Linked DNA regions of Mus musculus: all the other regions are linked to region 2. The links are chromatin loops, found by intact Hi-C in ENCODE. Cell type or tissue: left cerebral cortex. All regions are shown on one strand.

Region 1 (8,000 bases), 170 kb after region 2:
GAGCTACTGGGTCTGTTCAGGCCTGGGGACTTCTATCTAGATCTCTCCTTAAACTCAATAAAGATTTTTGCCTTTGAAGTGGAAACAGCTCTGGAAAGACACATAGGGGACATGTTGTAACATTTCAAGAGCTCTTAAGTGGTCTATCATCTGGATTTGTGTGTGTGTGTGTGTGTGTGTGTGTGTGTGTGTGTGTGTGTGAGAGAGAGAGAGAGAGAGAGAGAGAGAGAGAGAGAGAGAGAGACCACATCCTACAGGCACCTATGGCTCTGGGGTTCCAGCCCCTTCTGTGGTGTTTCTGTGACAAGGCTTTGCTAGGTGAGCTCTCTTGTGTGAGGTAAGAAAACTGTTGTCTATCTGGCTACTCTACCAAATCTGACTGGAATAATGGCTATCTTGGGAAGCTGACCCACGAGGAAACCATCTGGGAAAGAACCAGGAAAAAAATAGGGAAAGGGGAAACCATGAAAAGTGGTTGTCTTCAAACAGGAACAAGTCTGATCCCAACACTGAGATTATATTCTCCGGGGATGAGGCCAATCAGCAAAAACATGGGAAATGGGAAAATTCTAGAAATAATCTAGGCAGCCAAAGTTTACAGTTGGAAGATGAAGTAAGGAAGTCTTGCTGTCTTCTCATTTCCAGCCATATTTGTCTTGGATCATAGTTGGGTTTCTCCTGCCCCATCCACAGGGGAGCGGCAGAAGGTCATCATCTTTGGTTGTGACAAGACTTTTGGGGTCTAGAGAGAGCCAGATCAAAGGTGAACATTTCAAGAGTCAAGAATGTGGAGAAGTTGACTTTGTGAAGTGGTAGATGGGCTCTCTGATGGACTTTCTTGGTTGTCAACTTGACTATATCTGGAATGAACTACAGTCCAGAATTGGAGGGCTCACCTGTGATTCAGATGTTGAAGCTGGAAAACACAAGTTTCTGACCTGGCTCTTGGCATGGAGATCTTGAGGCATAGTGGCCATGAAAAGCTTAGGCCTTTAATCCCAGGAGACTGAGGCAAGCAGATCTCTGAGTTCAAGGTCAGCCTGGGAAAAAGCAAGTCCCAGATCCAGATGTGGTGGTACACACATTTAATCTGGGCCACACTCTCTGCTGGAGGCTTATGTAGGGACATTGGAAGAAGGAAGAGTCACTTTTTTTCCCTGCCTGCTTGCATTTTCTTTCCAGCACATCTGTTGGAATCTACTTCTACAGAAGACCAGATGAAACAACCAGCCTCGTGGGACTGAGCAACTACTAGATTCTAGATTCTTGGACTTCCCATCCACAGATGCCCATTGTTAGGTTAGTTGGACTATAGACTGTAAGTCATAACAACACATTCCCTTAATATAGAGAGACATTTTTAAGTTCTGTGACTCTAGCGAACTTTGATTAATTAACCCAGGCTCATATGGGATTTATAGGAATCAAGTCTGAAGTCTGTTCTGGCCTTGACAGCCCACACAGCCATATTCTAACCAACTATGTATTCATCCATCCATCCTCCATTTGTCCGTCCATCCATCCATCCATCCATCCACCCATCCACTCACCATTATGTAATTATTCCTCAGGGTTAGTCTTGAGAAACTCTACCTTTACTCTCATTCTTACTTGACCTGATGTGCTTGTAAAATATGAGACCTACAAAATAGCATGCTCATTGTCATCTGAAGAAATAGACTACAATAACTTCTCTGGCTCATGCAAGCGTAGTTAAAATGAGAAGCTAAACGTGACACGGGAGCCATTTGGAATACCATTCTGTCTCCCTAGCTGACAAAATTACACAGAATTGACCAAGTTGTGGGGAAAGAATACATCATTTATGTTATTAGTTAGAAAATCGTTTGCTTAATTTTTTTCATCTCTTTATTGGTTCTTTGTGAACTTCACATCACACACCTCAATCCCACATATCTCCCCATCTCTTCTTATCAGACCTCCACCCATGTCGCCTCCCCTCCCAAAGAAAATATAACAACAACAAAAAGAATAAATTAAGACAAAACAGAGCATCTCCTTGTGGAAGCTGTAATGTTACACAGTGTGTCCCACAGTGCACACACCCTTTTGTCTACACAGCTTTACCTGCAACTCTAGCGAACTCAATGAACTCATTGCAATGATCCTCGTGGGAACTCAACTCCTCTTGGATAGCCTGTTGTTGCCCTGCATCATAGAGATTTGTGGCTTTGGATCTATAGGACTGGCCTCTCCATATGCTTCAATACTTCATAGATGGGGTAAATACTGGGGTAGACCGACTCAGAGTCCTGGATCTGGGATATCAGTCTGCTGGCTCTCCTGCACCCACACTACCAGGCTGAGCTTTCCAGCAGTGCTCTGGCTAGTCCACCCAATGCTGAAGTTGGCAAGGGGCCAGCTTTCATGCCTTCATGGCCAGGTCACCTATGCCCACTGTCCCAATTGCTGTAGCCATTGAGGGGCTGGGATAGCTCTCCTATTCTCACCTCCTCACCCGTGCCCATGTCACCAGGGCCAGTTCTACTGTGGTACCCAGGTGTGGTGCAGGGCCCACTCTCCAGGGTCCTGCAGCCAGTGAAGAATGAAGCCAATTCTGAACAGCTTTGGACATCAATATGGCCCCAGGCCAAAGTCCTGACCTGGGATGTCTATATGGCCTTTGTGGTAATATGGCCCTGCTGCTACATGGCCACAGACCCAGACATGGCACTCAGTGGCAGCATAGACTGGGACTTCACAATGGCTGCAGGCCCTCTTCACCCTCGAGTCTCCATTTCTTTCTCCCTTCATAGTGCTCAAACCATTCTTCTCTCCCATTTATTTACCACATACTGGCACATTATGGTGACTCCCTCTATGGTGCAAGGTATGGCATGGAGTGGCGTTGTGATGAGCTGGCTGCTTCAATTTTTTTTATGTGCACGAAAGTTTTAATTATACACGTTTGTTAATCTAGAGATTCCACTGCTAAATGCTCCCACTGCAGAAATACTCCACTGTAAAAAAAAATTCAAAGAAGAAATATATTCTTGGAAGTCAAGAGGTGGACATGAAGACATTTCTTAGGACATTGTATCCATAAGACTGCCAGAATTACAGTTGAGCAGAGACGGTTTATACACACATTCTACACTCTTCCTACGGATGGTTGAAAGAAGGGAGACCGTTGAAGAACTGACAGAAGAATTTGCAGTTTGTTCTTCTTATGTTTAAACTTTCCAAAAGCCAAGCCACACAGGAAATGTTCTAGTTTTCTCCAGTGGAGTGGGATGAACCGCCCACAGTTTAGTTACACAACAGAATACTGCAAGCCATTGTTTCTAATAATGTTAGTGCTTGACTGTCTCACACATTGAAATCCAGATCCCCGGTGTGACGGTGTCAGGAGGTGGAGCCCTCAAGAGTGAGATTAGAGCCCCCATAAAAGACAACCCAGAGCTCTCCCTTGCCCTTTTCATGGTGTGAGGTCAGAGCTAGAGGATGCCTTCTATGAACAAGGATGTGGCTCTCCAGCAGGCACTGGGTCATGCAGTGACTTGACCGCCAGACATCCTGAACTTGGACTTCCTAAGCCCTGCACTGTGGGAAGCGAATGCTTGTTTAAGCCACCCAGTCTAAGGTGTCTTTGTCATGGAGCATGAGCTACACCTGTGTCGGCAGGACTGGTCAGCATAGATATGTTTCTAAGAAGCTATGGTTGATTCCATTCTACTTGAGCAATATTAAACACGCACAAATCTACTGTGCATTATGTAAACATATGGAATCCTGTGATTTGAGACCCAAAAAGTATGTAATCATGCATGTACAGTGGATACTACTGGGAAAGATGGAATGGAATCTAGAATCTTTATTTATGTATCTGTTATAAGCATTTTATTTTTCTTCCTCCTTCACTCCTTCCCTTCCTCTCTTCCCTTCCCTCCTCTTCTCTTCCTCCCTCTCCTCCCCTTGCCTCCCCACCTCCCCTTTCCTTTCCCTTCCTCTCCTTTTTGTTCCCTCTCTTCCTCTTTTCTCCTCTCCTTCCCTTCTTCCTTCTTTTCCTCTCTCCTTTCTCCTTTTCCTGGCTCAGAAGGAAACAAAAGGAGGCAGATATATCTTAAATCTGGAATGGTACATATGTGAATAATTTCCTCTGTGTTTGGAAAAGTTGGTAGAAAGCCATCCACACACACACACACACACACACACACACACACACACCACACGAGGTTGCCCTATATGAGTAAGCATATGTTGTGTGAGTGGATGTTGGGGCTGGGGTAAGACATCTTGCTTTCTTGATGAGATGTACATGGAGCTGTTAGAGCATAGGTTTAAAGAAGATGTGAGAAGCCACGTTTGTGGAGGAGTGTAGAGCTGCTTGCATTTAACTTAATTCCTTGCTGGGCTGTTGAAGTATTTTACAGTGCGTATACTGTACTTCCCTTCCCCCTCCTTTCTCTCCTCCACATCCTTGAGTTTATACCTCGTGTGGACTGCCTGAAGGTTAGTATCTAAACCATTCATGTTCTAGTCTTGGAATTTCTCAATGAAAGACATACTCCATGTTGTTTAGATGTCGTCGCCACAGCACAGCCTCTTTCAGCAGGAATTTATAGTTTAGAGCTCATGGCTGATGGCCCAGCCTTCTGAGTCTGAACAACGCTTGGTCCTGATGACAGAGAGCAGAGGCTTTGCTTACTCGTGGCTTCATCTTCTGTGCTGAGGCCAGAAGATGCCCTGGAGATGACGAATCAAGTCGCTTACTTCAGGAGAGGAAACCTAGGCTGCGTTGGCAAGAGTTCACCCAGACCGACATGCTGCCTAGCTTCCCTGGTGCCAGAACAATTCCTGCAAAGGTGCTCCATCCAGGAGGGACTCAGGCTTATCCTCTGGAGAAGCAGGCTACAATGATGGGTGGGTGCCATATCCGTCTGTGGGTGGCGAATCTGCTGGGCGCCATATCTGTCTGTGGGTGGCGAATCTGCTGGGCGCCATATCTGTCTGTGGGTGGCGAATCTGCTGGGCGCCATATCTGTCTGTGGGTGGCGAATCTGCCTTGGCTCCAGCAGTGAGGAATCCACAACATCACAGTCACCCCGTGTGTGTTGACAAGTCCCTTGCAGAAGGAGCTTGTGTGGAAAGGACATGCAGACAGCTACAGCTGTTGTCACTAATGCTCTGTAGATCAAGTCCAGGGACCAATGGCTTCATTCCACAGCAACGATGGGCACAGCAGTGTCGGAGCAAACTGTTCAGAGCGAGGCACCGCTTGTTTCCTAAACACGGCAGCTCTATGAGGCAGGGGCCTTGCACACTTTTCCAGACTTGGGAAAAATTAGATCAATAAAATCTTTAAAAGAACTCCTCAGGAGACGGTGGCAGCAGCAGCTAAGATGGAAAAGGCATATGGAATCCTGACACCGACTGCTTTGGGTATCTCTGAAAAGGAGAGAACCGGGGCTGGGGTACTTAACTGAGCCATCTTTCATTTTAATAATAGCCTTTATGGACTGCAGTAAGAAGGCATCAAAGTTCATTAAATGTAATGGGCTGATCCTGCCAGGGACAAGGAAGGGAGACAGTCATTCTGAGGGGTTGGCCTTTGAAACACTTCAATTTCGATCGTCGGTGTTCCGGTTCACAAGGCTGGGGTCAGCCCGTGGATGAACACTGTGCAGGAGAGAGAAGGGCCCTGGGTCAGATGGCATGGGCTGGGTGGGGATGGGAGTTCCAGGAAGATCAAGATCATGGCCAAGAATCTGGATTTTGTGGTTGTGTTAGCTCTTTCTCTTATTGCGGTGGTGAAGTACCCCAACAGAGGCAATTTAAGGAAGGGACGTTTTATTTTGGCTCACAGTTTGAGAGCATAGTCCATCATGGTGGGGAGTCAGGGTAGCAGAAGTGTGTTGGGGTTGTCCTCGTGCTCTGTGCTTTCAGATGCTGATCTCTGCGCCCCCAGATCCAGTTACAGCCAGGACACGGAGCATCATCGTCGTGAATATTGTATTGTGAATAAGAATCTCCTCTATCGGTGTGGAGTGAAGACAATGCTCCCCAGTTATCTCTGATTGATAATAAAAGGCTGAACAGCCGAGGACTGGGCAGAGGAGATAGAAAGACTGCACTGCCGATCCCAGCCAGGCGTCCCCGGAAGAAGGAATTCACCACAAGAAGAGGGCCAGGAGAAGAAGGGCCCCAAGGTGGAAAAAGAAGATGGTCGCCTGAGGTTGGGCAGGAGGAGGAGTCACCAAGGGAGTTCTGCATGAGGACGGACAGCTACAACAGAGCCAGCCAAGAAGAGACTGAATACAAGTAACTTGGGGTGTGTGCTGCGAAGTAGCTAGATAGTATGGAGAGTTAGGACTATCTGCTCAGTTATTGTGCTTAAAGCTTGTTGCCTAAGTCTCTAGGTCTCTGCCTCAATTATTTGGGAGCTGCCTGGGTTAGCAAAAGCTGCCGCCTTTAAAATCATCCTACAGGAGTGTGAAGCAGTAGGCCACGTGGCACCCACAGTCAGGAAACAGGAATAGTTCTTGCCTCAGTTTCTCTTCTTTGAGTCTTTCCACTTTAATTAACGGAATCTAGAAAATTCCTCTTAGGCATGCCCAGAGACTTGTCTCAAGGTGTTTCCATATTCTGTCCAGTTAACAATTATACAAACTGTCACGATGACCACCCACGAATGAGAAGGTAGGAATGGGGGCCAGGAGTGCAGTTTCTAGGCACCTGAAGGCAAGCAGAGGACTTGGGAGTAGAGGAGATGCCTCACGCCAAGACAAGGACAGAGTGCTTGCTGGTTATGTCTGCCCTAGTAAGCCCAAGGCAGCTGTGGACCAAGTCCTTTTAGGTCTGGAGTGTACCAGGCTCACCATGGCTCAGAGTGAACTCCCTGCCCCAGGCAGGAGCTGGGAGGATGTCTGACTCACCGTCCCCTTTCCTCCTTCGTACCAGTTCCTCCCAACAGCTTCTTGAGCTGGAGAAAGCTTGTATCTAAGGTCACCTATCCAGTCAAGAGCATCCATTGGCTTCACCCCCCACGCTAAATCATCACACAGACCACTGAGGGACTGGCCCACAGGCCTGACCTCCAGAAGCCTCCACTCTCTGACTCTTGCCTCCCTTTTCCCTTCTGTGGGTACCCCAATTCTTGCAAGCATGCCTTGCCTCCTATTTTATGTACAGTTTGTTGCAGAATGGGAGAAAAACTTGAGAGGCCTGGAGCATCAAAAGGCCCAGGACAGCAGCTTCTTCTATCCCCCCTTAACATCACTAAGAGCAAACATCACTTAACATCAAAAAGAGGTAAACAACATAAGAGCAAATATGTCAGGAAGTCCCACCTGACCCTTGGAGGTTTGCTCTGATGATTTCAGAATATAAATCAATAAAAGATTATTTCTAGGGGGTCAAGCAGATATCTCAGCTGGTAAAAGGCTTGTCCTATGTGCTGGCTAGTGTGGAGTTAACTTGACACAGGCTAGAATCATTTGGGAAGAGGGAGGCTTACTTGAGAAAATGCCCTTACCAGAATGGTCTGTAGGTAAGTCTGTGGGGGCGTTTTCGTAATTAATGATGAGTGATGGAGGGACCTATTCACTATGGTGGTGCCATCCTTGGACTGGTGGTCCTGGGTGTTTCTCGAGAGCAAACTGAGCAAGTAAGAAGGAGCAAGCCCCTCCTCCATGGCCCCTGCTTCAGTTTCTGCTTCTAGGTTCCTGCCTTGAGTCTCGGCTAGGGTTTCCTTTGATGATGAACTGTGATATGGAAGTGTTAAAATCCTTTCCCCCAAAGTTGCTTCCAGTCACAGCCGTAGGGGACACAAGGAAAGCATGAGGGACTACGTTTGATCTCTAGCACCCAGATGAAAAGCCAGGAGTGACCTGTCCTTGTAATAGCAGCGGTGGGGACAGAAGACAGCAGGGTCCCTTGTGGGCATGATTCTCAGACCACCCCACATCCCATTGAGAGACCCTGTCCCAAAATAAACTGATAACCAGAGAGGTAGACTGCTTCTAAGGAATGACACCCAA
Region 2 (8,000 bases):
TTATTCTTAATGACACATGGAAGCAATAAAGCAGCTATGCTATGTAATGGACCACTGAGGATTTTTCGCTCTCAGTCAGTCCGAGATGTACCGAATCCAATATCCTATCAGTGATTTGATTTGTTAATAATCAAATTGCAAATACCTTTTCATTTGGCTTCAAAAAGCAAACAGCCATTCGGAATAATTTTTATGGGTCTTGGAATGCAAAATAAACTTAAAATATTGTGTTTGCAAGCCCTACTGGCATGACCGTATTATAATTTATATTGGCCTATTTTGATGTACAGTGGCGTAATGAAACTTTAAAAAATATATTCTGCAAAGCTGCATCTAAGCCCAAGCCTGCAGCACAGATTAATGTAAGAACATCATGGGGATTCTTTGCATATTTTGTACGGAAATTTCTAGAGAATGACTGTTCACCGAAACCTCAACCGTGTAGGATCTGCAGTCTCTCAGATTCATCTATTGTCACCGTGCCTGGCCCTCTCTGAATCCTTCTCTTGCCCGAATCTTCTACCTCCTACCCCCAGCCCCCCAACTCCACCAGCTCACATTCTGAGCATGGTGTGTGCACACGTGTCTGTATTTAGTTTTCAAGTTCCTCTGGCCCTGATACCCTTCCATTCCTCTCTGTCTGTATGGCACCTCAGACATTTGCCAGCCTCCAGCTCAAATGCCACCCCTGCTGGCATCGAACCCTGACCCTCCCCGGAGTTATCACATCCTCTCTTCCACAGAAATTTGAAAGGAATTCCGTGATAGCTCTTGTCATGGTGTGTTATTTATTTACACTCACAAGACTAACTTCCTTGACAACCCAACCAAGATATGCTCAGTCCCAAAGCTTTCGACACAAGGGGCTTGGGACACAGATGTTTCCTACAGATGTGAGGGTGATGGGCAGATGGATGGATCTGGGTAACAAAGGGGTGGATGAATGGGGGAAGGGTGAGTTTGTAGGACATGGTGGATGGGTAAATGAAAGGTTTGGTGGGCTGCCCATGGGTGGGTGGACAAGTGAATGGAAGGTGGGCTGGAGGAAAGATTGAAAGAACAGAACCTTCTAGCACATAGCAGTCTCTGCAGAATTGGAATTGTTCAAATACAAGTAGTAGAGAAGCCTTGGGGCATAGATGGATTGTTAAATAAGCTAAACTGTTAGCTTTTTCCAGCTAACCTGTAGGTAGGAAATGCCTCAGCACAGATATCACGTAATAGAGGTTGAATGCCATCTGAGCTTTTCTGTAAGGGCTGGGAAGGGCCTCGTTAATAAGATAACATTGAAACGGAAATCTAGGGGAAGAAATCTAACATTGAAACAGATGAGGTAGAATAGGGGAGAGGGGAAGGCAGGATGAACAAAGTGCCCGGGGTGAAGGTGTGCTCTGGGTACACAGAAACAGGTAAGGGACCTATGTGGCTGGAGCAGAGGAGAGGCTGGGACTGTCCACCTTGTGGCTTCCATGTCTTGTATTTCTCTTAGAAGGTTTTGCAGACTCGGCACTGAATTAGAATTTTATTCTTAGATCTTCGGTTTAACTAGAATCGGTTGTCTATACATGATGGAGAATCATGGCTGGCAAGTTGGTTGGACTAAAAAGCACCTATCAGATGAGGAAAGTGCACACCTAGGCGTGTCTATGAGGATGTTTCCATCGGATCAGCCAATCCACTGGTGAGGTCAAAGTGTGGGACAGTAGTGTGAAGGGCAGACCTTGCTGGAGGGACTGGGTCACTTTGAGCGCATCTCCAGGGACTGTATCTTGCCGGCCCCTTTCCAGTCTGTGTTCTCCCTTTGGGAATCATTTTCTGCCTCACCACACACAGGCTCAGAGTGTATGGGACCAAGATTATGGATCAAAATCTCTTAAGACCAGGAACTAAAATAAATAATTCTTCTTAAATTGTGTATCTCAGGTATCTGTCATAGGTTGAAAATAACAAAAAAATATGCGGCAGGGTTCAAAATTTGTTCCTAGTGGAGAGAGAGAGAGAGAGAGAGAGAGAGAGATTGAAGAGTTGTCCCAAGGACACCCACTCAGTAGAATATGCCAGCATTTCACTGAGGGCCACCAAGTCCACCGAGAAACTGCCAAGAGCTATTACCTGCTTCTTCATGTCCATCGATCGATGTTACTTTAACTGCCAGTATTTAAGTATAGAAACATAAGCCTTTCTATAGCAGAGCACAGCTTCTAGAAACAGTTTAGTGTTTTTCAAACAGCACACACATCTAATGGTATCTATTTCTTGCCTCCTTTATTCTTTCTCTGGTGCTGGTCACAGCGACAGAGCACTTCCAACATGGAGAGTCCCATCTGACTAATGAATCGGGAAAGCCAGTGTCTTTGTAGGTAGCCCCTGCCTTCGCGGAGGGCACTGTTCATATCTTGCCATAGGAAACGGTGTCAGTGGGCACTTCTGGCGACGACTGTTTTAGAATACTTAGGGCCCAGACTACCCAGGATGACTAAGAGATTCCAAACAGACTGGCTTAAGTAGGGCGAAAGCTGATTTCTCTGTGTGTTAGAGGTTACAAGCTCCCTAAGCAGCAGGGTTGGCTCTGTAGTTAGAAGTCTCTGTCGCTTCTGCCTGAAGAAAGAAAGACTACTGTAGGCAGCACCTCTGCTCACAGCCCATTGGCTGGAACTTAGTCACCTGATTGCCTCCAATTACAAGAAAGACTTGGAGAAGTACTTTCTAATCAAGCTGCCAGAGGCCAAGCTAAAGCGGGGGAGGAGGGGTTGGGGGGGCGGGGACAGCGGGAGTGGGCCGGACTGGGGAGTGGGCAAGGGAGTGGGCGGGGCAGAGTGGCGGGGGGGGGGGGAGCGGGGAGGGGGGAGAGTGTAGGTCCAGTATAAAAGAAACAAAGTAAGATACTAGAGCAAGCTGCTACACACAGTATTATCAACTCAGTTCTCTTTCATTTTTGATTAACAAGCCAGCAGTGTCACTCCTGGAACATTTGGAGGTAGAGGCTAGCTGGAGGAAGTGGGAGCCTGGAGGAGGACTGGAGGCTTTAGCCCCCCCCCCCATCCCCCACTCCCTCACCCACCTTACCCCTGCATCACCACCACCACCACCACCACCACCACCACCACCACCACCACCACCCTACCCCCACCCTCGCTTCTTCTCTCTGCTTCCATTCCTGGACCAACCAGAAGAAAGCAAGCCCTGGCTGGTACTTCAAGCCCCTCCTCCTGTTGAGCGCCACTGTCTTCCCGTCTTCCCGGCCCCGTTGGACCCAGACCGTGCACCCTTAAACCACAAGTCAAAATAAACCCTTCCTTTCTTACATGGCTTCTTGACAGGAATTTGCCCGTAACTACAAGAGGAGTAAATGGCAGAGGTTTGGTTTATTTTAAGCCTGGGTCTGGGGACTCCATCTTCCCAGACTGTCTCTAGCTGTAATTACATGATGTCCACTCTGGGTGAAGTGGGCACCCTCAGTACCTCATAGCTGAGCTGCCTCTCGTTTCTGGGTGTAGAGACGACTCCGTGCCGCTTGGGTCTCTGTAAGACTGTAAGGGTGTAAGGGCACAGTTTATTTAGGATACTCACACACAGTGTATGTAGGTGTGTAAGTGCCGTCCAAGTGCTGATTCTGTATCCAGGTTTCCTTACTCTGAAAGAGTGATCTGGGAGCTGTCTGTCCTTCCCCGGGTCCTGGGAACTTGGCTCTTCCTATGTCTGCAACTCTTTTTTGAGAGTTTGTTTGGGAGGATTTGTTCCTGAAGCCATCTGGCATGGTGACTGTTTCTAAGGCTTTGGCTAGCATGGCAGAGTGTTAATTGTATGCAAACAGGTTGTCTTTCTGCTATCAGGGAGCCCTGGGCTTGCAGGTGGATATAGATGCTCGGAAGAAGACATTTGTCCTAACTCACTTCTCTGAAGGCTACACGTGGCTGAGTTTCCAGGTTCAGGCTGTGAGAGAGAGCAGAGATGTGTGGGCATCGCTCTGGCATGGGCCTGGAGATGTGGGCGCCTTCTTCTCCCCTCAGTCTGCTGCCTGGAAGAGGGCCTGCTGGGGAGGCAACTGGCGGATCCAGAAAGCAGAGGAACCTAGGTCCGAGGCGTGGAGTTGGCAGGTGCCAGCTCTGGACAGTGACTTGATTGGGAGGTTTCCTGTGGTTTGCAATGACCTCTGAGTCTATGTGTGATGACGTAAGCTAGGCTTTCAGAGTCCTTGTAGCTAACCAGGCCCAAGTATTGTATCTCTTTTTAAATGATGTATTCCTGCAGAAAATGCCCGTTTCCAGCCAGAGTTTAAATGCACTAAGGTATAGTTACAATGTTTCTTTAATCCAAACGTCTATTCTGTCCCAAGTTTCCTCATGGTCTCACTCCTTCTTTCTGCCTCAACAGGGTCTCAAGCCTTGAACTTGCTATATAGGCAAGAATGACCTAGCTTTTCAATCCCCCTACCTCTCCCTCCTAAGTGTTAGGACTGCCCTCGGGCAAATGCCCTATTCCAGTTTGTGTGGTGACAGGGACAACCCAGGGCTTCCTGCATGCTACGGAAATAAACTCCTTTGCCATCTGAAGAACATTCCAGGCCCTTCTCTTTTGTTTCTGTCAGGTCTTTCCCCTCCCTGTTTCTCCTTGCCTCCCTCCTCCCTTGATCCTCCCTCACTAGTGTCTAGATTTCTCATTTTTTAGAATAAATTTATTTTTGTTTCATGTGTCTCACCTACATCTGTGTACTGTGTGCATGCAGTACCCAACGAGGCCAGGAGAGGGCACCAGATCCCCTGGAACTGAAGTTTCAGATAGTTTTTTGTTGCCATGCGGGTGCTGGGAATCGAACCCAGATTCTCCTCGAGAGCAGCCATCGCTCTTAACCATTGAGCCACCTCTCCAGCCGTGTCTTGTCTCATTCGCAAACACACTAGCTAAGCTCGAACACTCACACTTCTGCTTCTTCGGCTAGGGATGTCCTTCCCAGGTATCTGCATGGCTCTATTTTTTGTGGGGAAGGCTGAACACACACACACACATGTGCACACCCCAATCATCAGATGTACGTAGATTTTACTTGCCTGTTTCTTTATGACTTCTCCCTACCTCCTCCTTCAATCTCTGCCAGGCATCCATTCCAAAATGGCAACTGCTTCCTGAGGCCCAGGCTTCCTATTTTGCCAACTGTCACTCATTCATTTCCTGGTTTTTGTTTTCTTTTTAGTTTTTGTTGTTGTTGTTGTTTTTTAATCAACTCTGATTTTGTTTATTAATCTCTTCTCTCTTAGGCTTATTGTTCCTCCCACCTCTGCACTCCCCAGAGATAAATGTTTGGTTTAATTTCAATCTTTCTTATTTCAACTAGGAGGTTTGTGACTATCATGACTATCGCTTTTCCTCAGGGTCTTATTTTGCCTGTGAAGTGTTGCTCATTATGTAATGTTTCTTCATTGCTCACATCTGAAGAGTTTTAATTCCAGTATGTTTTTCTGTGTGACCTGTGAGTGTTTATAAGGCATCTGACTTTTTTGTTTGTTTGGTTGGTTGGTTGGGTTTGGTTTTTCGAGACATGGTTTCTCTGTGTAGCCCTGGCTATCCTGGCACTCACTTTGTAGACTAGGCTGGCCTTGAACTCAGAAACCCACCTGCCTCTGCCTCCTGAGTGCTGGGATTAAAGGCATGCACCACTATGCCCGGCTGGAATCTGACTCTTTCACGGTGACTTAGTTTCACCGTCTTGCTAGCACCTCCCACTTTTAATGAATTATGGTCAGAAAAGTAACTTGTATTTTCTTCCTGTTTTGTTCTTTTAAAAAGATATTTTTGTAGTATATCCCACCATGGTATACTGTGGCAATCACATGCTGCACCTTGGAAAAGACAGTTGCAACCGTTTGGAATTCCGTGCACCTGTTTCCGCTGGGCACGTTAGGCTGTACCACTTGAGTGTTCTCCTACTTTTCCCTGTCCTTGACCCATTTGTTTGTCTGGATTCTGATATTGTTGGGTGCTCTTAGCTTCTCTGCCTGGATCCAGTCTAGAAAGGCTACTTCTCTTTCACAGGTGCTAGCACTTACCCTCCCACAGAACATCATGTGGCACGAACCAGCACGACTATTCTTACTCTGCACAGACAAGAACTATTGTCAAGTTATGTGTCCCCAGAGCCTCCCAACATAGATGGCTTGTCACTTGCAATGGAAGGGGGGTCTAAGGCAGATCTGTAGACTTGATGGCCTGTCAACTCCTAGGCTATGGTGCCTTGTACAGAAGGAGGGAGATCATCAAGGGAGGAGATCCAGGGGCTGGAGAGATGGCTCAGCAGTTAAGAGCACTCGCTGCTCTTCCAGAGGTCCTGAGTTCAAATCCCAGCAATCACATGGTGGCTCACAACCACCTGTAATGAGATCCGATGCCCTCTTCTGGTGTGTCTGAAGATAGCTACAGTGTACTTACGTATAATAAATAAACCTTAAGAGAGAGAGAGAGAGATCCAGTGTCCTGTGAGGACCCACTTTCTGGTTCTTGGTCTGAATGGCCTGTTCTCACCAGGTAGAGGGACAAGGAAGCTCTGTTACTCCTTTAATAAGGGCATTAATCTCATCCATAACCCCTCCCAAGGTCCCACATTCAATTTTATTATATTAGGAGTTTTACCATATGACTTGGGGTGAGGGGTGGTCATAGCCAGACCCTAGCAAGGGGCATTTTTCTCTCTTTCTTGCCCTTTGATACAAGATCCCCTATAGCTCAGACTGTGCTCTAACATCCTGTGTAGCCAAGGATGAGTCTGGCAGAAAAAAAAAATTACACCACAAAATGTCCAACCGTAGAAACCAAATGGGTTAAAATCATAGTGCAGGGCTTTGCGAGGCCTCCACCTAGGATCCGGTGGCCTGGTTTGGTTAAGAGGACTGTACTGAGCCCAGACATATCCAGTCCTTGGTTTCATGGCTCTGGCCCTTTGTTCAGTCCAGCTCCTGAGTGGAGTAAGGGCCACAGTGTATCCCTGAGTGTCACCTCTATGGGAGAAAAAAAAAATTTGAGAAAATAATACAGTTGTGTCTTTATTGAACAGGTATAGACTATTACAATTTGGCTATGTGTCCCTGAACAGCACAGTATAGTAGCTACTAACATGGCTTTGCTGTGAGCCACTGTGTGTAACTGGTGGTTTGTAGGAGAGTGTGAGCAGGACCATGTCTCTTTAAATAAGGGTTGTGAATATTCAGAGATTCAGAAACAAACCCCGCACAGATGCTCAGGAACAACTGGTTTGTACTGGATTCTGTCTGGGCCAAAAAGCCCAAGATGTCTACTCTCTTTGCTCCATACACAAATCATAAAGGATGCAATTAAGGAAGAAGAGCCAAGAGCCTGGGAGGGGGCTCAGCAGTTCCAGGTATGTACTGCTCCTACAGAGAGAGCACTGCTCCTACTGAGCACCTAAGATCAGTTCCTAGCACCCACATCAGGGGGGCTCACTACTACCTGTAATTCCAGTTCCAGGGGATCCAGTGCTCCATCCCCTGAAAGCCACATCATATTTTTCAATGTTAGACTTTTTTTTAATGGAAATGGAAATGGTCATTTTAGTATAAAGGCATATGTTAACACTAAGTCTAAAAACATCTTCTATACACTGCAAGAGTTTGTAAGAAAAGTATTTCTGCGGGCTCTGGAGGGTTCCCTGGCCTGACTCCGCCCATCTGAGGTCTGCCCCATGAGCCAGTGGAGTTTTTGGTGACCTTCTTGGTGAGAAAGAGGGCAGGTGCTTTGCACTGCGTGACCCTCATCACGTCTGGCTGCTTCTGATCCTCACAGGCGACCCCCAGCCTCCTCCATCCTAGACCCTCTCTCTCTGTTCAGGGTTTGGCTTTTGAGCTGAGCCTCTCCACCGTCAAACATGCCCCAAAGTCGATCTTCACGAGATTCTAGAAGAAGGCTTGGGATAAAGCTGTTTTCCTTTTTCCTTTCCATATTCAACTCCTCCTGGTGGTGAGCGTGGGGGGCTCCCCAAGAAAGTACTCTAC
Region 3 (8,000 bases), 53 kb after region 2:
GCGTCTGCGGCTCTTATGAACACTCACTCACCTAATAAGGCAAGCGCTTGTGCTAAGGTTTAAGAAAGTGTCATTCTCAGATATGGCCTGCAAAGCGACAGTAGCTCGAGACAGCCAGCCTTCCTGTTCTCAGACACTAGACTTCCTGTTGCTCTATACTCAAAAATAAAAGGGGTTTCTAGTGCAGTGGGTGGGGAAGGGTCTAGATCTCAGAAAAAGTTGTCAAGGTTAGTTCTACCACCTGAAACACACACCAGGAAAAGCCTGTTTAGGGCCGGGATGAACGGACAGAAAAGGCTTTAGGGATGCTTATGATGGTAGGAAGAGGCTGTGGGCTCATTTGTGAGGTCAGAGGACCATCTCGGGTGTTACTCCTCAGAAGCCATGTACTTTGCGAAGGGTCTCATAGTGCGTTTAGGCTGGCTGCCTAGTGAGACCCAGAGCCCACCTGTCTCTGGCTCCTCAGTCTTGGGATTGCCAGTGCATACCACTGGGCAGCTTCTCACCTGTGCTGGGGGGAAAGGCAGGCCACCGTGTGCTCCTCGCACGTTTGCTACTGGCTGAGTCAGCTTGACACGGCGAGGTTTCTGTTAGTGGAAATAGTGTTTCAGCGGTACAGTTCATATGCCAGGGGATGCGTGCATTAAGTTACTGGCTTGGTTATTGTTTCTACGCGGTTTTGTGAGTGGGGTTGCTAATATGAAGGCTTGTGTATGTATATGTAGGTTTTTCATAAGAGGCAATTTCAAGTATAGTTATGGCTTTTTTAGACAGTCTCTGTGTAGCCTAGGAAGGTTCTGAACTCTGGATCCTTTTGCGTTTGACTTCCTAGTGCTAGGCTTGTTATACACCTGTGTCTACTTCAGGTACAGCATTTTAAGCTGGACCTCTCATTTTTTACTTCACATTTATGATTTTTAAGGAACAAAGGAATAATAGATTGAGGATGTCACCTAATTACAACAGTCCTCTGTTATCCCGGGTGAGACATTCCAAGATCACAATGGAACCCAGAAACCATGGCTGGTAGTGGAGCCTAGATACTGCAACCAATGTGTATAATAGGGATCCTAATTTAGTTTGTAAGGTGAGAGTATGATAGTAACCAAGACCGAAACCATCAGAAGAGGGTCTGATGTATGAAGTGCCTGTGGTTTCCACATCTCAGACATCTGTGTCCCTCTGAGGTAGTGGTGAGCTGATGGCGTGCCACACGAGTGCTGTGATAGAATCACCATTGCTTTGGAAACTAAGATGGCCCCTGTGACTGAAGGGAGGGCAGCATGCGCAGTGTGGATGAATCAGAAGGAGGCGAGCGGCTTCTACGGCTGGATCGATGCATCCATACTCAGAATGGCACACAATGTTGCATTTTATGACTTGTTTATGTCTGGAATCTTGCATTTAGAGTTTTGACCTTGCTTGACTGGATAGCTGGAAGGATCAGTGAGCAGTTGCTGTCCTCCTGTGTGCTGTTCCACTTTTATTTATACAGTGTTCTTGTTAACAACCACCAAACCTACCTGGCGTTTTTATTTTGTTTTGAAATAGCCATAGCTGTCTTTTTTTGGGCGGGGGGGTGGGGTGGGGAATCTTTCTGAAGCGATGTACCTCCCCAGTGGTCATGTGTGGGGCACGGCTTCACAACTGCACATTGTTGCTTGCTGTTCTCCTGTGTTCAAAGCCCAGAAGTCAACTTAGCTGTGACGGACGTCCTTGTGAAGCTCACTCTGGCTGCAGCCCAGCATCTTCTCTTGAGCTGGGGGTGGGAAGGTGGGGAATTTCTGCTTTGAAGTTTTGGGAATGGGCCAGCCTTATCTTCATCTACTTACGTGGTATTGTGGACACAGGAAGCATTTCCCAGTTTTCCTGTGGATGTTTCCTAAGGTTCTGAGCTTCACCCTAGCCTTCTCCTGAGTGGTTTGGGGTCTGTAGGGAAGGGATTCATGGAGGCCTTCTCATACCCAGTGTCTCTTCAGAGTTCACTGGGCACGTTATGCTGTTCTGTTGAAGTAGTTTTAGGAGCGGTATTCCTGATCTTAATTATCCCAGTAAGCTCCAAATAGCTGGCTTCAAGAGTAAAACTAAAAATAAAAGCCAATAGTTTTATTTGGAATGGAGAAAAAAAAAACCCACTTTATTTACAAGAAATCTATATGAAGTAAATGCTGAGGCAGAGTTTTCACTTATAATATGGTATTTTTATTGCATGGGAAAATAATTCTAGAAAAAAAAACTGTTCAGACACTTCAGTTACAGAAAGAAGGTTTTAAAAGTCATTTAAAACTGTTTTGACAACTATAAGGAAATAATCAAATAGGAAATTGCTGTGATCTGATAAAGCTGGATGAAGTTTAGAAGGAATCATGTTAGTGCCAGGACTGCTGTGTGTTCAGCTTCGTTCTTCTAGTTGAGTTGTCACCGAGGTGCGAGGTGCAGAAGTTAATCTTTCTTCCTGTTTTAAGTCTTGGTTGCCATGGCTGTCACCAAAATACTGTTGGGCAAGATTTCAGCACAGATTAAAAAAGTACCTTGAGAGAGCCCATCTGAGGAAGCGCTAGCCCGAGCAAAGCGCCTTTGCTGTGAAGGTGCTCTCACCCCAGACAAGTTTGAAATCGGAAATGCATAAAGCTTTTTTTCTTTTTAGAGAAAAGTTAGATTTAAAGATTTCCCTATCAGTTAATAAAGTGTTTGCATTAGTGTTGGGACTGATGGAATGAACGTATCTACTGAAGGGAGATGTATTAGCATGGCTCTTGGCTGTGGTGTGAGTGGCTCGTCGGTGGCTGTCTCCTGATGGAGAGAGAAGACTGGGTGTCTCAACAGTCCTACACTAGAGCTGGAGTTTCAGGGAAGTCCTGAAGAAGTGGGTTCTAATCCCAGTGAAGGAATGTCTCAGCAACAGGACGGATGAGCTTGACAGGGAGAGTGACGGCAAGCAGGCAGAGAGCAAAAGCTTCCTTCCTTCACGGCTGATTTAGAGTACATCTCCCCGACTCAAATAATCTAACCACGAGAAGCCTTTCATCCTGTGTTGTGCTGCTTGGGTTTCAGTTGATTCCAGATGTAGTCAGGTTGACGACCAAGATTAGCTATCACAGTATATACGATATAAATTGCATATATGGAATTCATGCATTTGTAGTGATAATTGGTGGGTGTTTGCTGAAGTTTCCAATCTAATACTGTGTAGGCAGGCAGAGGTGGTGATAAAATTAGATAGATAATCTAGCAGTTAAGAGTATTTACTATTCTTGCAGAGGACCTGAGTTCAGTTCTCAGCACCCGCAACTAAAACCCTATAACGCCAGCTCCAGGTAATCTCATACCCTTGGCCTCCTCATGCACCCACACAGACAGATACTCATACACATTCTTTAAAAAACAAGAAAATAAATCATGGGTATGTGCACACCACATGCATGACTGGTACTTAAGGAGGCCAGAAGGCTCATGGGATCTCTTGGTGCTGGAGTTACAGATGGTTGTGAGCCACTGGGAATTGGACCTCACCTCTGAAGAGGAGTCAGTACTCTTTGACCGGTGAGCCACCTCTCCAAGTTCCAAGAAAATAAATCTTTTAATATAGTCTGTATATTTAGTATATCTGAGTTCAGATGTCACATCTTAGCAGACTCCCATTTGAAATAGCATTCTAAGTGTTGCAGACCAGTCTGTTTCAATCACTCCCCTCTCTGGTTTGTTCCTCTGCAGTTTTTAGAGAATTGTAGAATCTTAAGGAAATCTTGTTTAAGGAGTCAGTGTGGATAGAAAGAAGAATTTGGACTCAGAGCACACGTTTATGTGCACACACAGCTGTACAGGGTGCAGTGAGTTGTGCAGAGGCACTTGAAGCTTAGATAGATGTGCTTGAATCACGATTTCCCAACCAGCCAGTTACACACTTGGAGCCAAGGCTTTTGATTCCAGCCGTGTCTTCCCAGAATACTGACTTGTGCTGCTGAGAAAATCGAATGAGCTACTTCTCCAGAATGCCCAGGGGGAAGGGACATATCGGATGGCCAGGACTTTGTGGAACTAGCTGGTGGCGTGTGTCACTTCTGCTGAGTCTGTGTCCTCCTTTGTGAGTGGGGCTGCTGCAGCCTTCCTACTCTTGTGCCCCAGAAGCCCTTGTCCTCTGCCTTGTACACACCTGGTTGAGATTGTAGTCTCTGTGCTGGTGCTAGCACATCCGTACTAAGGACCTTGTGGCTGCGTTATTAGATGGGGTGCATTCTAACTGCATGCTTTCCCTCAGTTGCATCAACATTCTTGTTCTGTTGTTACTAAATAGTATTGTAGTCGTAGATGATATGCCACTGGGACGGACTCAACGTGCTTCCCATAATTGCATCACTTTATTTATGGTCTCCTCTCCAAGCTTAGTGACAACCAAATAGGATCCTAGCTGTTACAGAACTAGCCATCCTTCTATAGTCTCCAACAGCCCCTATTGAATGGAAGCCTTCTGTGGGGGATGTTTTGAACAATTCTAAGGTTAGAACTGTGAACAGAGTTGCCTTGTTTTGTGTTACAGTGAAGATGCCCCGTGTAAAAGCAGCTCAGGCTGGAAGACCCGGACCTGCGAAGAGGCGCCTCGCAGAGCAGTTTGCCGCTGGAGAGGTCCTAACCGACATGTCTAGGAAGGAGTGGAAACTAGGATTGCCCATTGGCCAAGGTGGCTTTGGCTGCATCTATCTGGGTGAGTGCTTGCGATTTCAGGTCATCAGTGGGAAGATTCAAATGCTTCTTTTTTTTTTTTTTTTTTTTTTAAAAAGATTTATTTATTTATTTATTTATTTATTTATTTATTATATGTAAGTACACTGTAGCTGTCTTCAGATGCACCAGAAGAGGGCATTAGATCTCATTACAGATGGTTGTGAGCCACCATGTGGTTGCTGGGATTTGAACTTCGGACCTTCGGAAGAGCAGTCGGGTGCTCTTACCCACTGAGCCATCTCACCAGCCCCCTAAATGCTTCTTATGGGATAGATTGTCTTTCAATTGAGCTACTGCAAGGTGCTGTTGATATTCGAGGTGTCTTAGCTAGGGTTTTACTGCTGTGAACAGACACCATGTCTTTATAAGACACGGCAAGTCTTATAAAAAACCCATTTAATTGGGGCTGGCTTACAGGTTCAGAGGTTCAGTCCATTATTATCAAGGTGGGAGCATGGCAGCATCCAGGCTGTCATGGTGCAGGCAGAGCTGAGAGTTCTACGTCTTCATCCAAAGGCTGCTAGTGGAAGACTGACTTCCAGGCAACTGGGGTGAGAGTCTTAAGCCCACACCCACAGTGACACACCTACTCCAACCAGGTCACACCTATTCCAACAAGGCCACACCTCCAAATGGTGCCACTCCCTGGTCCAAGAATACACAAAGCATCACGAGAGGTGATTGAGGAGTGTGTGGTCATACGCAAGTTCACTTTTGACGTATTAGTAGAAGATGGCTCATCTTATTATACAAAAAGAACAAAATGCTGAAATACTGTCACTCGTAAACACAGTTATATCCTTCGACTCTTCAGACTGCTACACAGACTTGTCAAGCTCTCTGGAGACTGAAAGAGAGCTCTATCCATCCTTTTCCCTCTACCTCAGTCAGGTACAGTTGTTTCCAACTCGGTGTGTTTTACACATTTTACAGATCTTTACAGCTATGGGCTTTTAAAAATGTCTGTACTTCCTTTTGGGTTTGACCTATGTTAGTTGTATTCGTTAGCATGCTTAACTTGGGATAGTTGGAAATCAAGTTAAAATCCTGATCTTCTGAGTTTACTGAAGTCTCAACATTAAAAATGGATTACCTGCTGGGTGGTAGTGGTGACACACACCTTTAATCCTAGCATTTGGGAGGCAGTGTTGTAGTAGGTATTTAGTCTCATTTCAGGGGTTTCTACCCCACCTTAGGTCATTCAGTTCCCAGAAAAAAGATACACAGCTTTCATTTTTATAATAAGCCTTTATGTACCAGAACTGGGCCAGACCTCATGGCCATGTTTTCATGACTCACCTCCTCTCTCTTCCCCAGCCTCTCCTAGTGGTCTCTGCCTCAGACCGGAAGCACAGGAACCCATACTCCACCTATTTCTCTTCTGCCGAGCTATAGGCGGGAGGCTTCTTTATTCACCATTCAGGGATAACTTGGTGGGGTGGGGTGGGTAAGGTTACATAGTGTCACTTGTATGTGTGCAGATTTTCTTGTCCCTGGCAGCAACCAGGCCTTGGGAGCCAGTATTCAATATAACACATAGCAAAAGACCAAACATCAACAAATGATCTCTTTAAGTTTGAGGCCAGCCTGGTCTATAGAGCCAGGACTACACAAAGAAACCCTCGTCAAACAGCAAGACCAAGACCAAGACCAAAGGAACAAGAACAGCAGCAGCAGGTTTACTTAGCTGGGGGGTAGGGGTGCAGTCTTTTCATCCCAGCAGTGGGTGAGGCAGGCAGATCTGTGATTTCCAGGCCAATAAGGGCTACATAGTGAGACCCTGTGCCAAAACACAACAGCAAAAACCTTGATTGCAGGCACAACTGTCTCCTTCCCTGCGAATCCTAGTGGGAGTGTGCTTACACAGGTCCTGTTTGCATGGGTTCTTCTTTCCGTCTTTGCATTCTGTTGTTTTACCTCACTCTCAGCTTTGTTATTGATGTAAATTTTGAGTTTTAAGGCATCATATAGCTGAGGTAGGCCTCAAATGCACTTTTATCTCTAATCTTGATTTAGTTAGTTAACAAGTTATTTAATTTCTTTTTAAGGATGGCTGTGAACCACCACGTGGTTTCTGGGATTTGAACTCATGACCTCTGGAAGAGCAGTCAGTGTCCTTAACCACTGAGCCATCTCTCCAGCTTATGTAATTTCTTAATGATTACCTTCCTCTCTTTTGAGAGACATGGTCTCACTGTGAGATTCTGATTAGCTTTGGACTCAGAGATTCTCTTACCTCTGTGTTCCAAGTGTTGAATAAGAGTATATGCCATTCTGCCTGGCACAACTTTTAAAAAATTATATATTTTTGGTACTGGTTAGAAGAAGGAGTTGGATCCCCTGAGACTGGAGTTAGAGATGGTTGTGAGTCACCATGTGGATGGTAGGGATCCAGTCCTGGTCCCGGAAAAGCAGCCAGTGCTTGCAGCCATTTAGCCATAGCTCTAACCCTGAAAGTTTCAAATGTTATATTTAATAGTAGTTTACATAGAATGAAATGTTGTAGATATTTTTTAAAAAACCCCACAGATGTAAACATCTATAATATGAAACTACTTGACTTTTTTCCCTTTCAAGTAGTTACTACAAAATGAAAACTTTCTAGCGACATCTGACTTGGAATGCTACTATTATAGTGAAGGTTCCCATCGTCTGGAAACTGGTCAGAATGGCTGTTCTCGTGTTCCACCCTCCTCCTCACTCAGAGCTGTCTGAACAGGCTCTCCATGTGGTCCAGGGCATCCTGGGATTTGAGAACCATGATAGGAGACAGCTGCTTTCACTCACTCGCTTGCTTCATGCCCCTGAGTGGACTCCTCGCTCTGTACTTGTGTTCATGAAACATGGCTGACAGCGCTTCTCACCATGTCTTGCACACAAGCCTCCTGATGGAGACTGTACTGGCCTTTGGAGCGGTACATGCTGCTTCTCTGGTTTTGTTTGGACATAGAGCCGTCCTAGTGAAGTACGCTGTATTTATGTACGGTGAAAGTCTTCATAAACCATGGAAAGTGGCTGCTCATGAAATGTTCACATTGTTACGAGAAAGCCCAGGGGGATTTGGTGATTGAGCCACACGGTCACTGTGGTTCCTGATTTCAGAGGGGTCAGTCCATGCTGTTTGGCTCCACACCCCATGTGTTTAGGCAGAGGGCATGAGACTGGAGAGTTTCACCTCTGGTGCAGAGGAAGGCTCCAGGGCAAGATGCCTCTGCTGGCTTTCACTGCCCAGTGACCTTCTCCAGCTATGTCCAGCCTTCTCAAGTTTCTAGAACTTA

What was found. A loop is a pair of places that touch in the nucleus more often than their neighbours do. Peaks named below come from ENCODE experiments on the same cell type or tissue, not always from the same donor. Only the 100,000 strongest peaks of a DNase experiment are listed, where the experiment ranks them.
Region 1: a loop joins it to region 2, with 3 times the contacts of the local background. A loop is called at or near these places in 2 of 42 quality-filtered maps.
Region 3: it touches region 2 in a loop (3-fold over the local background); 2 of 42 quality-filtered maps call a loop at or near these places.

What each region holds. Positions count from the first base shown.
Region 1 is chr12:106,153,754-106,161,753 of GRCm38, forward strand. No RefSeq gene overlaps it. Among named protein-coding and RNA genes, the nearest start is that of Gm32776, 11 kb to the left of the region's middle. In left cerebral cortex, no CTCF peak of the experiment used is centred here; DNase peaks (open chromatin) are centred at 3,261, 4,304 and 4,954; H3K27ac peaks cover 948 bases.
Region 2 is chr12:105,978,929-105,986,928 of GRCm38, forward strand. No RefSeq gene overlaps it. Among named protein-coding and RNA genes, the nearest start is that of Vrk1, 27 kb to the right of the region's middle. In left cerebral cortex, a CTCF peak has its summit at 4,723 (motif pointing right); DNase peaks (open chromatin) are centred at 2,626, 3,875 and 7,215; H3K27ac peaks cover 1,425 bases.
Region 3 is chr12:106,032,003-106,040,002 of GRCm38, forward strand. Vrk1 (vaccinia related kinase 1) reads left to right here. Exons shown (of 14, transcript NM_001029843.2): 2 at 4,538-4,702. The coding sequence starts at 4,543. Among named protein-coding and RNA genes, the nearest start is that of Vrk1, 26 kb to the left of the region's middle. In left cerebral cortex, no CTCF peak of the experiment used is centred here; a DNase peak (open chromatin) is centred at 2,465; H3K27ac peaks cover 543 bases.